Regions from separate parts of the Mus musculus genome. Here region 2 is linked to region 1. The links are chromatin loops, found by intact Hi-C in ENCODE. Cell type or tissue: heart. All regions are shown on one strand. Each heading gives the region's core, and the rest is flanking DNA. Links, peaks and the distances in the headings are about the cores only.

Evidence for each region. Hi-C counts contacts between places; a loop is a spot of excess contacts. Peaks named below come from ENCODE experiments on the same cell type or tissue, not always from the same donor. Only the 100,000 strongest peaks of a DNase experiment are listed, where the experiment ranks them.
Region 2: it touches region 1 in a loop (2.6-fold over the local background); 2 of 42 quality-filtered maps call a loop at or near these places.

What each region holds. Positions count from the first base shown.
Region 1 is chr10:95,705,531-95,710,911 of GRCm38, reverse strand. No RefSeq gene overlaps it. Among named protein-coding and RNA genes, the nearest start is that of Gm47708, 22 kb to the left of the region's middle. In heart, for the core only: no CTCF peak of the experiment used is centred there; a DNase peak (open chromatin) is centred at 2,741; H3K27ac peaks cover 1,383 bases.
Region 2 is chr10:95,657,640-95,663,020 of GRCm38, reverse strand. No RefSeq gene overlaps it. Among named protein-coding and RNA genes, the nearest start is that of Gm33336, 28 kb to the right of the region's middle. In heart, for the core only: no CTCF peak of the experiment used is centred there; a DNase peak (open chromatin) is centred at 3,350; H3K27ac peaks cover 531 bases.

The DNA.
Region 1 (5,381 bases), core at 142-5,141:
CTCTGTCCTTACAAAAGACCACCAGCAGCCTCTCTTCGTCTCTCCTCCCTATTCCCTCTGACCATCCAGTCCCTTTCTCTCCCCCAACCCTCCACAATCCCTATTTAATTAGATTGCAGTTCAAAAAGGAACGGACTGTAGGTTATTTATTCACAGTCGTGTCCTGTGAATTCAATCCAGTGTTGTCAGCTTTCAGAGGGATGAATATTTCAAGCCATAGCTCTAATTGAGCTCGGAGCCCTTTTATGGATATTTCACGGAAGAGCTAAATACAAAGAAGAAAAGAAAACTGGCCCAAGTCTACCTCAGCAGGAAAGCAGCCTGGGTCCAGAGTGGCTGCAGTGGCTCCTTCCAAGTGAACACTGACAGCTTTCCTTCCTCGCGTGGTGTGCTTACTTCTCTTAGTCCCTTCTTCTTCTGCCCCAGACCTGGGAAATAATTTCTCATACCCTCTGTCAGCCCCAAACCATCCATCCCCACCTTACACCTGGTGTCCCCACAGTGGATGTCCTTCTGCCCACCAGGTTTTGTTTAAAGAGACAGCAGAAGCTGCTGGGGTCAAAAGTGCCCGGAGAGTTCTTCAACAAGTGTTTGGGAAGCTCAACCCTTGAGAGCAGAAAGTTGATAGCACCTCAACATGTGGAGACTCTTGCTCCTCACCACCCCACCCCTGCTCCCCACCCCACCCCCACTCCCCGCTCCCCACTCCCCGCTCCCCACTCCCCACTCCAAGAGCTTCAAAACTCCAAGGCAGCAGAAAACACATTTGTTATAAGTGTGCTCTGAAAACGAAACTTGGCATCTGAAAAAGCCCCTGGGCGTGATAAATATCATCTTACTGAGAGAGTAGGTGTGTCAGGGAGGGAAAGACAGAGAGAGAGAGAGAGAGAGAGAGAGAGAGAGAGAGAGAGAGAGAGAGAGAGAGAGAGAGAGAGAGAGAGAAGAGGACAATGTTAGATGGAGAGGAGCACAGACTGCCCCCAAATGGAAAGGGGACAGCCCTAATGCATTACAGGGCCCACCAACTCCGAGCCTGTCCTTTAGATGTTGGAAGTAACATCAAGACAAGAAAATGGCTCTGGGGCACATGTGCCAACCAGGTCTTCCTTTCAGGGCTGAGACCTTCTCTCTCTACATTGGCACTTTTACTCTCTGATGGCTCCCAGTTCCCAGGGGTAACCCAGTCAGGCCTCTACTGCAATTACCTGTCAAGTTCATCTCTTCCTTCTCCCTTACTCCCATCCAGAGAATCCCACTACTAAAAACCTCCCGGGTGAAAAACCGCAGCCTGTTTCCATGGAATCCATCGCTAAAGCCATCCTGAGTGAGTCACCACTGGATTGTTCTAAATAAATTGAGGCCCATCCTGGAGGCAGTGGGGGTGAGTCCCACACATACGGCATGGCTGTCCTACAGGGCTTAAATGGAATGAGTATCAATATAGAGTTGTACTGGCTGCTCTGTCACACATGTCGGAGAAAACACGGGCAATATCACAATCTGAAGACTGCTTTGCCTTCTCGATGCAAAGAAAGGAGAAACCAACTTTCCACATCTGGAAATAATCACAGCTAGCCCTCAGTATCATTGTCGGCTAGGCTGTTCTGATCATCAGAGCCAAGCCATCCTGTTCCTCTGTCAGGCGTAAACAATCGATCACACAGAGCAGCCATGGCAGACAGGCTTGCTTGTGGGCACTGATAAAGTGAATCAAAATGAGACCATCACATGACTTATTTTGTCTATGTTCAGACAAAAACAAACAAACAAACAAACAAACAAACAGGATCACTGTAACCCTAAAACACCCTCAGCACAGGATCACCTGGATTCCTGGTGCCATCCAATGTAGACCCAAAAGCCCAGTTTCTCCTCAGATCTTCCCACCAAAGCCCACAATTAGGACAGGTCTTTTCTAACACTGCTGCTGAACCCATGTCCCCATGATGCTGTCCCCTTGATTAACAAGGAACGGATCGATCAACAAGGAACTGATGTTTGCTCATCATCAGTTTGTTCCCAGGGTCCTTGGGGAAGACCTATATAGTGCGGAGCTGTAGATGGTTATGCTGCTGTCCCTGCAGAGGAGTCCAAGAGGATGGTGAGACTTTTCCAGGCGAAGCAGGGTCAGACAGAAGTCATTCCGACAGAGGAAGCAATGAGAAATGGGTGGGGATCATCGTTATGGAGAATGAGGAGTCTTTGTGGAGTGGGTTGGGGTGGACTGAGAAGGAGCTGACTAAACCTGGAGATCCTTGGTGATAAAATCGCATCCTACAAGAGGTCAGAGGAATAGGCAAGAAGAGTTGTAAACTGGAAACGTGTTTGAAGAAGAATTCCTGGACTGGCTCAAATTCTATTTCTCTTAAACCTGTTCTTTACTGGGGGCTGAAAGAAAAGGCACTTGCCATACTCACACCACTAATTTCATACTTTGTGTTTTCCAACCTGAAGTTGAGGGCCAGACAGCCCCAAATCCCTTTCCCTGGGATATCATGAATTCTGAGAAGACTTTGTTGTGGCTCGCAGCTCCCAGACCTTGGTAACTGGCATTCCACACATAATTCCTCTCAACTCCTCAGGGTCAAAGAGTGTCAGTTAGTCATTTCCTCTCTGGTTATAGTTTGTAACGGAAGAGCTTTACCACATGTCCCTAGCCCGATGAGCCTTCCAGATGTCCTGTCAGGCAGGCCAATGTCTTCCCGCTTCCTCTCAGGAAAGGATGGCTGAAACCAGCAAGCCACAGGTGGCTTCAGGGAATCTCATTGTGGAGCTTGGCCTGCTCCTATATATATGTGGGTCCCTCTCCATTGTGGGTTTCCCCCTCCCACACTGACATCCTTCCGCAGGAAGTTACAGCTGAGTCCTCCAGACAGTGGGACTCCTTCTGTCCTGTGGACTTAAGTTTTGCTTGTACCACAAACCTTCCCACCTTCATGAATCCTAGCTTGCCCTGTCTCATTCCCCAAGGCTTTGTCTGCAGTATCTGCATTTGGGTTTTCTTGTCTTGCCAAATGGTTTTTTTTTGTGTGAGGGTATCCTCAAAGTTCTGCTAAGTCTCTTGAAGATGCTGAAGAAGACTGCAGTGTCACCCGAAAATGCTCTGTCAGGGAATGCTGGGAACATTATGCCATCCCAGTTTTAGGCTTCTACCTCATACAGGCCTCAGTAAGCCACAGTATAGTCTGTGCCTTAAAACACACGTAGCATCACAATGTTTTTACACTTATCATATATTCACACTCCGTATCGTTTTGAGTTCCCACTTACTGTTGATGTAGGCAAAGCCCTTAGAAAAGCGCTGGTTAATACCATAAAAATATTAGCTGCCTTATTTGCATTATTATTAATGTATGAATTTAGATAGTTTCTTGTAATTGCTTTATGGTGATCTAGTATTGATCTTACTATATTTTATTCCAAAATTGGTGGATATTAAGGTTGCTTCCAACTTTTTATAATCATTGTCAATGCATCTAAAATATTTTTAACATATTATATTCATTTATCCAAGAGTTGTTATTAAAGGTATTTGGTTTGGTTTGGTTTGGTTTGGTTTGGTTTGGTTTTGGGGTTTTTTGGTTTTTGGTTTTGGAGTTTTTGTGGGTTTTTTTTGTCTTGTTTTGTTTTTTGATGTTTTGAGAGTTGATATTTTCTTGGTTGGCTGTAAGAATATGTTTATGTTTATGTTTTCTTTCTGGCTAGCGTGCCTATGCCTAGTAAGACATAGAATTCCTGAATTTTCTACAGAAATTTGACAACCCACACGATTTCTAAAGATTTGTAGATGCAGGGTGATAACCTTGGCTTAACTTACAGTTTTAAAAATGTTGCTGTTGCTGTAGTTTACGAATGAGTCATGTCGGCTTCCCCTTTAGCCCACACTTATTTGACATTATCTACTGGCTCTTAACTTTTTATGGAGTCAGGGACTGTTTAAGGATGTCCCTCAGGAAAATGCATGGGGCCCGGCATCACCCTCTATATGAGCATCGGAAGGCTTCAGAGAGCCCTGGCGGTTATCTACGGCCACCCTCTGAACACGTATCTCCTGCTTCTATTCCATTCCATTTTGGTTTTAGAATATCTATTTGATCACATCCACCCAACCCCCACACATCTCCCTACCACCTTCAAGTAGTTTAGGTTTGGGTTCATTTGTTCTATAACATGCTGAGTCCAGTTAATGGTCAATGGTCTTGTTGGCTTGACCTCGTACAGGACTTATACAGGTAATCATGGCTACAGTGTGTCCACAAGTGCCAATATAACCCTTGGGAGCACTCCTCCCCATCCTCCAGCTCTTCCTTCCCTTCTACGTACTCTACTGAGGCATCCGTAAGCCTCACTGGGGAGGGATTGGCACAGACACCCCATTTAAGGCTGAACCTCAGGTATATCTCCAACCTTTAGCCAGCCCCGGGCCTCTGCATAAACTGCTGCCCACTACAGGAAGATCTGCCTGTACTTAGGTAGATCCTTCGGATTTTTTAGTCCTGAGATTCCAGGGTCCCTACCTCCAGGGATTGTGACTGAGGAGTTCTCCATGGTAACTGAGGCTTGGTGTGTGTGGGTCATCATTTTCAGAAAGGCAGCTTTGGGAGTATCTGGATTCTCAAAGCGCTCCTGTTCTGCCTTCTAAAGCTTGCTCTTCTTTCTATAGCTATGAAGGAAAGGATAAAATCACAACTTTAATACATAAAAGTTTTACTGGCCTCCAAATTAAGGCTGCAGCTATTTAGTTCCAGGGTTACTGTGGGAGGGTAGATCTTCAGCTTCTTGGCTTAGATGGGAGCCAGAGGCAATCCACGCTTAGAATCGGGTGTCATACAAAGGAAAATAAGACAGATACAAAAGGAAGAGGAGGAAGAGGAGGAGGAGGAGGAGGAGGAAGAGGAGGGCAGGGAGTGAGGAAATTCTAAGCCATGCAGAAAATGGAACATACGAAGTATCCTCTAGTTAAGCATGAACAGCTTGTGTTTGGAATGGTTTGTGTTTCTAATTTTATAGCAAAAGTGAGCTCATTTTTCTCCCCTCTGCCAGTTACTTTGAGGATTCTTTTGTGAAAAAAAAAAAAAAAGAAGGAAATAAATTTAGCCTCCTCTCAGATTCACATTCACATAACTGATTCTGTTATAAGATAATGTCCATTGCCTCACTTGCAAATAAGATACTTTTTGTTCATTTAAAAATCTAGTGTCACTGGGTGTGGCATGCTCTTAATCCGAGAATTCAAGAGGCAGAAGCAGGCAGATCTCTGTGAGTTCAGGGCCAATCTGGTCTACATAGAGAGTTACAGACCAGCCAAGCCTACAAGTGAGACTCTGTCTCAATATATATTTACACAATGTACACACACACACACATACAAACATACACAT
Region 2 (5,381 bases), core at 250-5,249, 48 kb after region 1:
TGGCTCCTTAAGTAGCTTCCCTTTCGTCTCTCTTCTCATGAGAGTTGGGCATACCATGTTCCATCGAATCTTTCTCTGATTCATCACTTTGTCTGCTACTCAATTAGACATCATTTTCAAACATCAGTGCTTCCTTTTACAAACTAACTTTACCTTCATTGTTTGGGAGTAAGAAAATGTCTGTGTTCTGCCCAGAGGAATTAAAGGTGTGTGCTAAGGGCTGAGCCATACTACAACTAGAAACAGGGTTTTTCAGTAAATAACACAATCTTGGATTTTACAGTGTGATTAAATATCTTGCAACATATATGTGTGTGTGTGTGTGTGATTGTGTATGTGTATAATAGCTTATATACTTATACATGTTATTACATTTATCTATAGATATATATTTTATAAGTGTTAAAATATATGTTTTTAAGGATATTATCTTTATGAAGCATATTTTCATATTTTACATATTTATATAAATCCATATATGCATGTGATAACAATTCCTGAAAAAGAGACCATGAATTTGAAAGAAAGCAAAGAGGAATAAATGGGAGGGTTTGGAGGGAGGAAAGAGGAAAAGGAAGCATTATAATTAGAATTATAATTTCAAAAATAAAAACAGACCTTCGGAGAAAAACCCAACTATATAGTATTAAGTCATATATAAAACGATAAAATTGGGAAAGTCCTATATCCTTCTTGCCCACCTCAGGAATGCTCATAAAAAGATTCATAAATGATTATTTATCACAGAGTAATTTGTGTTCGCTACATCGCTACGAGAAAATACCTGAGAGAATCCGCTTATAGGGAGGGTAGATTTGGCCTTGGTGCTATTGCTTACTCACTTTCCTGGAAAGCTTAGGATGAGATGGTTTCCTTAGAGCCAGAACCTGGGTAAATAAACATAGCCAGAACCTGGGTAAATAAACATCAGGCCAGTCAAAAGCCTGCAAGCCTCTAAGGGAAGCTTCTCATTATCTTCCCTCAGGAGCCTCATGGTGACTCAGTCACTCAGTTTCCTCATTGTCTCTCTACAGAGCTCACTCCAACTCCTCTTACTTCCTGCTCTCCAGACATTCATTGGTCTGCTTGTATTTGCTTTTTGTTTGTTTGTTTACAAGACTAAGTCTCCCTATCTAGTCCTTCCAGTCCTGGAACTCCCACTATGTAGACGAGGCTGGCCTTGACTTCAGAGATCCTCCTCCCAGTGCTGGAATTAAAGGCGTGTGTCACTACACTTGGCTTATTTCAAGCCATTCTTTTTGTTTGTTTTGTTTTTGTTTTTTTTTTTTCTGAGACAGGGTTTTTCTGTATAGCCCTGGCTGTCCTGGAACTCACTTTGTAGACCAGGCTGGCCTCGAACTCATAAATCCGCCTGCCTCTGCCTCCCAAGTGCTGGGATTAAAGGCGTGCACCACCACCGCCCGGCATTTCAAGCCATTCTTAAACACAGTATCATCACAAATGTTAGTCAGCTAGATGCCACACTACTCATCAAACCTTGTAAAACTCAAACAATATTCACCTATTTTCTTTAAAAACCTAGATTGTCCACAGGAATGAAATGGCCTGTGATACAATGTTTCATGACTAACCTAGGACACAATGTTTCATTGAACCCCATACAAACCACATAAAGACCATCTACCATAGATCATTTAACCTGCATGTACAAGGTTTTCTAAATGGAGCCTGGACAGGTATATTCCCCAAGGTTACACAGTGAGAGAAGCTGGGTCAGTGTGGATCCTCAGTCTGTCTCCCTACATGCTCCCAAATGCCTTTCTGGCCCACAGATCTTTTCTTCTGCTTCTCATTTCCTTGTGCCGCTCCCTCCCTCCATCTCTGCACTCACGTGTCCATCTGTATCCTGCCCTATACTGGGTCCCCTAGCAGATGAAAGACGCAGAGTGCACACAGTGCTTCTCTGGCTCTAACAAAGAACACACAGATGAACAGACAAGCCCACACCTGAGAGTCTCCAACGTGAGCCCTGGAATGGCTCCCAGTACTCTCGTGCATCTGTCTGCCATTGTCTCTTCCTTCCTTTGAAGGAATTTATCCACCTATCACAGTGAAGACAGCATGGAAACCCTTGCAGGCAAACTCAGTTCCTTAACTGGACATATACGTTCATAACTCTCAGATTAGACCTGGAACCCACTCCTCCGCAGCCTGTAGTTTCCCCAAGCGTCATTTGCATCAGCGCACAAACAAGAGCGGCGCCTCTTGATTCTTCTCCTCACAAGAAGTCAGGCTGAAAACAGAATGAAAAGGAAATCCAATCAGGTGATGCTTCTCCAAGCTAAGGAGGCAGGGGGAGATGGTACCTGCTAGCCTTAAATGTCCTCTGCCTTATCACAGGTTGAAGGATTCAAGTTGCAAGCACCATTGTTCTGGCTAGACTAGAAAGGACGGCCCACTGAAAGGAGACACAGTGTTGCCCGTGATCTACTCTCTGCACAGGAGAGTGGCTGCCTGTGTTCCTTTCCCTAAACAAAGTGCTGAAACTGTCAGGTGGACCTGTTCAAAGACAAACACCAGCATCCGTTTCCTCCTTTGGAGAATTGAGAACAGGAGTGTGGATTCTCCAAAACGGTGGTTGTCAATCTCTCTAACACTGCGACCTTTTAATACAGTTCTTCATGTTGTAGCATCCCCCGACCATAAAATTATGTTTGTTACTAAACTTTGCTACTGTTACAAATCATAGTGTAAATGTCTGATATGCAGGATATCTGATACTTGACCCCTGTGAAAGAGTTCATTCGACCTCCGCCCTCTCCCAGGGGCCATGACCCACAGATTGAGAACTGCTACTTTAAAATAATGTATATGTGGCACAGTCCTGGCTGTAGGCATAGGTGACCCCAAATCAAGCCATACTACTCAGTTCCTGCAACCTCAGTTCCTGCACTAGTCATAATGAAAACAGAGCCCTGGCCCTTCACATAAGAATCCTGTAACATTTCTGCAGACCTAAGCTTGACCTTAAGTGCCACAGGTAGGCAGGGAGAACAGGCCCTGTGGCCCCACAAGAGAGAGGTCACAAATGTTTACTGACTGTCCCACAGGCTGGGGTTGAGGTCAGACTCCAAGCTGAGATGCAGAGAAAGTTCTGGAAAACCTGAGAGAGAGCAAACAGTTCAGCTGGAAGGCAGCTTGGGGCCACTTTCTCCAGAGACAGAAGGAGCAGAGCTGGACCCTAACAACGCAGCACCCAAAGAAAGTTAGGAAGAGTTTCACATCCTCTGAAAAGCACTCAGGAAGTTAGGAGGTGTTTGCCTGTTTGTTTGAGTCGAGAAGACGCTAAGCTCTTTACAATAGCCAGGAAGCGAGACGGAGCTGCCCGCCAACTCATGAATGGATAAAGGAGCTGGTCCAAGAGCACAGGGGAACTCTATGCAGCCAAAGAACAATGAAAGCATGACAAGTCAGGAAGATGGGTGTGGCAGCAGAGCATTCAGTCAGACTCTGAAAGTCAAATTCCATGTCGCCGCTTACATGTGGAGCTTCAATTTGTACCTCTCTGACTATCTATCATCTATCTATCCATCTATCTATCTATCTATCATCTACCTATCATCTTTTATCTATTTACCATCTATCACCCATTTATCTATCATCTATTTATATCTATCACTATCTACCAGATATATATATATTAATCTATCTATCCATCTATCATCTACTATCATCTATCTGCCTGTCTGTCTCTGTGTGAGACAGAGACAGAGTGTGTGTGTGTGTGTGTGTGTGTGAGAGAGAGAGAGAGAGAAACTAGAAAGGGGATCATGAGGAGTAGGAGCCCTGGGGAGGTGGAAAATAGAGAGAGTAATGGAGTGTGTGTGTAATAGAAAAGCAGAGGGATGCCGCCTAACAGAGAGAAGAAAGGGAACACAGCCAATGGGAATGGGCAGTGGGGGAAGGGACCAAAGTGTCTGCAGCTGCCACGACCGACAAGAGCCTGCTAACTACGAACTTTGACCAAAGAGAAAAGAATTTGAGGGGGAAATCAGAACTGTGTTGGACTGGCGCTTACTTATCTATGGCTTAATCATGGTTTCATTTTAACTACACACGGGATGGTGAGGATAAGAAACATCACCATCTTCTCTGAACCAGGGCCTCTGAAGTTCTTTGTGTGGCTGGTGCATTAAACTTCATGTGAGCAAGATTGCAATGTTATGTCTCCTTTGATTGCTGGTCTGAAACCCCAAAGCCCACACAGGGTCAGATAGTCAATAGCAGGCTGGGGTTGCTTCTGTGCTCAACCATGTGTGCTACACCACAGACGACTTCCAAAAATCATTCGTCCACTTGCCTTAGCTATTTGGGCAATCACAACAAAATACCATAAAATCTGTGCCATAGTAACTGAAACTCATTTCTCGTGATTCTGAACGGTGAGAGGTTGAAAGCCAGGTTGCTCAGGGCTTCAGTTTCTGGTGAGAACCTGCTTCCAGCACACAGAGGACCACTTTGCAATACAACCTTACGTGGTAGGAGGAGTCACAGGAGCTCCCTGGACATCTTTGCTAAGAACACTGATTCCCCAGGGCTGGGGAGATGGCTCTATGGGTAAAGCATTTGCCATGCAAGTGTGAATGTGAATCCTCAGAACACACATGAACTTGGTGCCATCACACAGATCTGTAATCCCGTGCTTCTATGGTGAGGTGGGAGACGGAGAGGAGACTCTCCGAAGCTCATGGGCCAGCTAACCCCATGGCATATGAAGCAGAGCAAAGAGAGACCCAAAAGAACTGGGAGGTTAAAAGTGACACCCAAGATTGGCCTCTGACTTCTACTCATGCACCGTGAAAGAGTGATGTCTGCACTCACACACAAAACCACACATATATGCATGCTTATTGCACACATATAACACGCACACAACATAAAAGAGCATGAATCCCATTAGGGGAGGGTCCCATCCCATGACCGAACCAGTAACACATTATTTTGTTTGATTTGACCATTTGGTCCAAATGACAGTCTTTTAAGGTGGGCACTATATTCATCCTCATTTTACAGATTGAGAGACAGGAGGAACAAAACAGACATTCCGAAGCACACCTAGAACCCCAGCACTTAACGCTGAGACAAAACGACCATGAGTTTAAAGCCAGCCTGCACAAATAGAGCAGGATTTTGCCTCAAAATGGGGCTGGGGATTACTCAGTCCGCCTCAGCATCTGAGTTTGGATCCCTGGTCCCATATTAAAGCAAAACATGACGCCCCTCTGTAAGCCAGGTGCTGGTTAGTGTTTATTGTCAATTTGCCCACGTGTAGAGTCCCCTGGGAAGAGAGAATCTCAGCCGTGGGCATCACCCAGATCACATCAGCTGCCTGTTGTCACTGTCTTGTGGAATGACAAGTG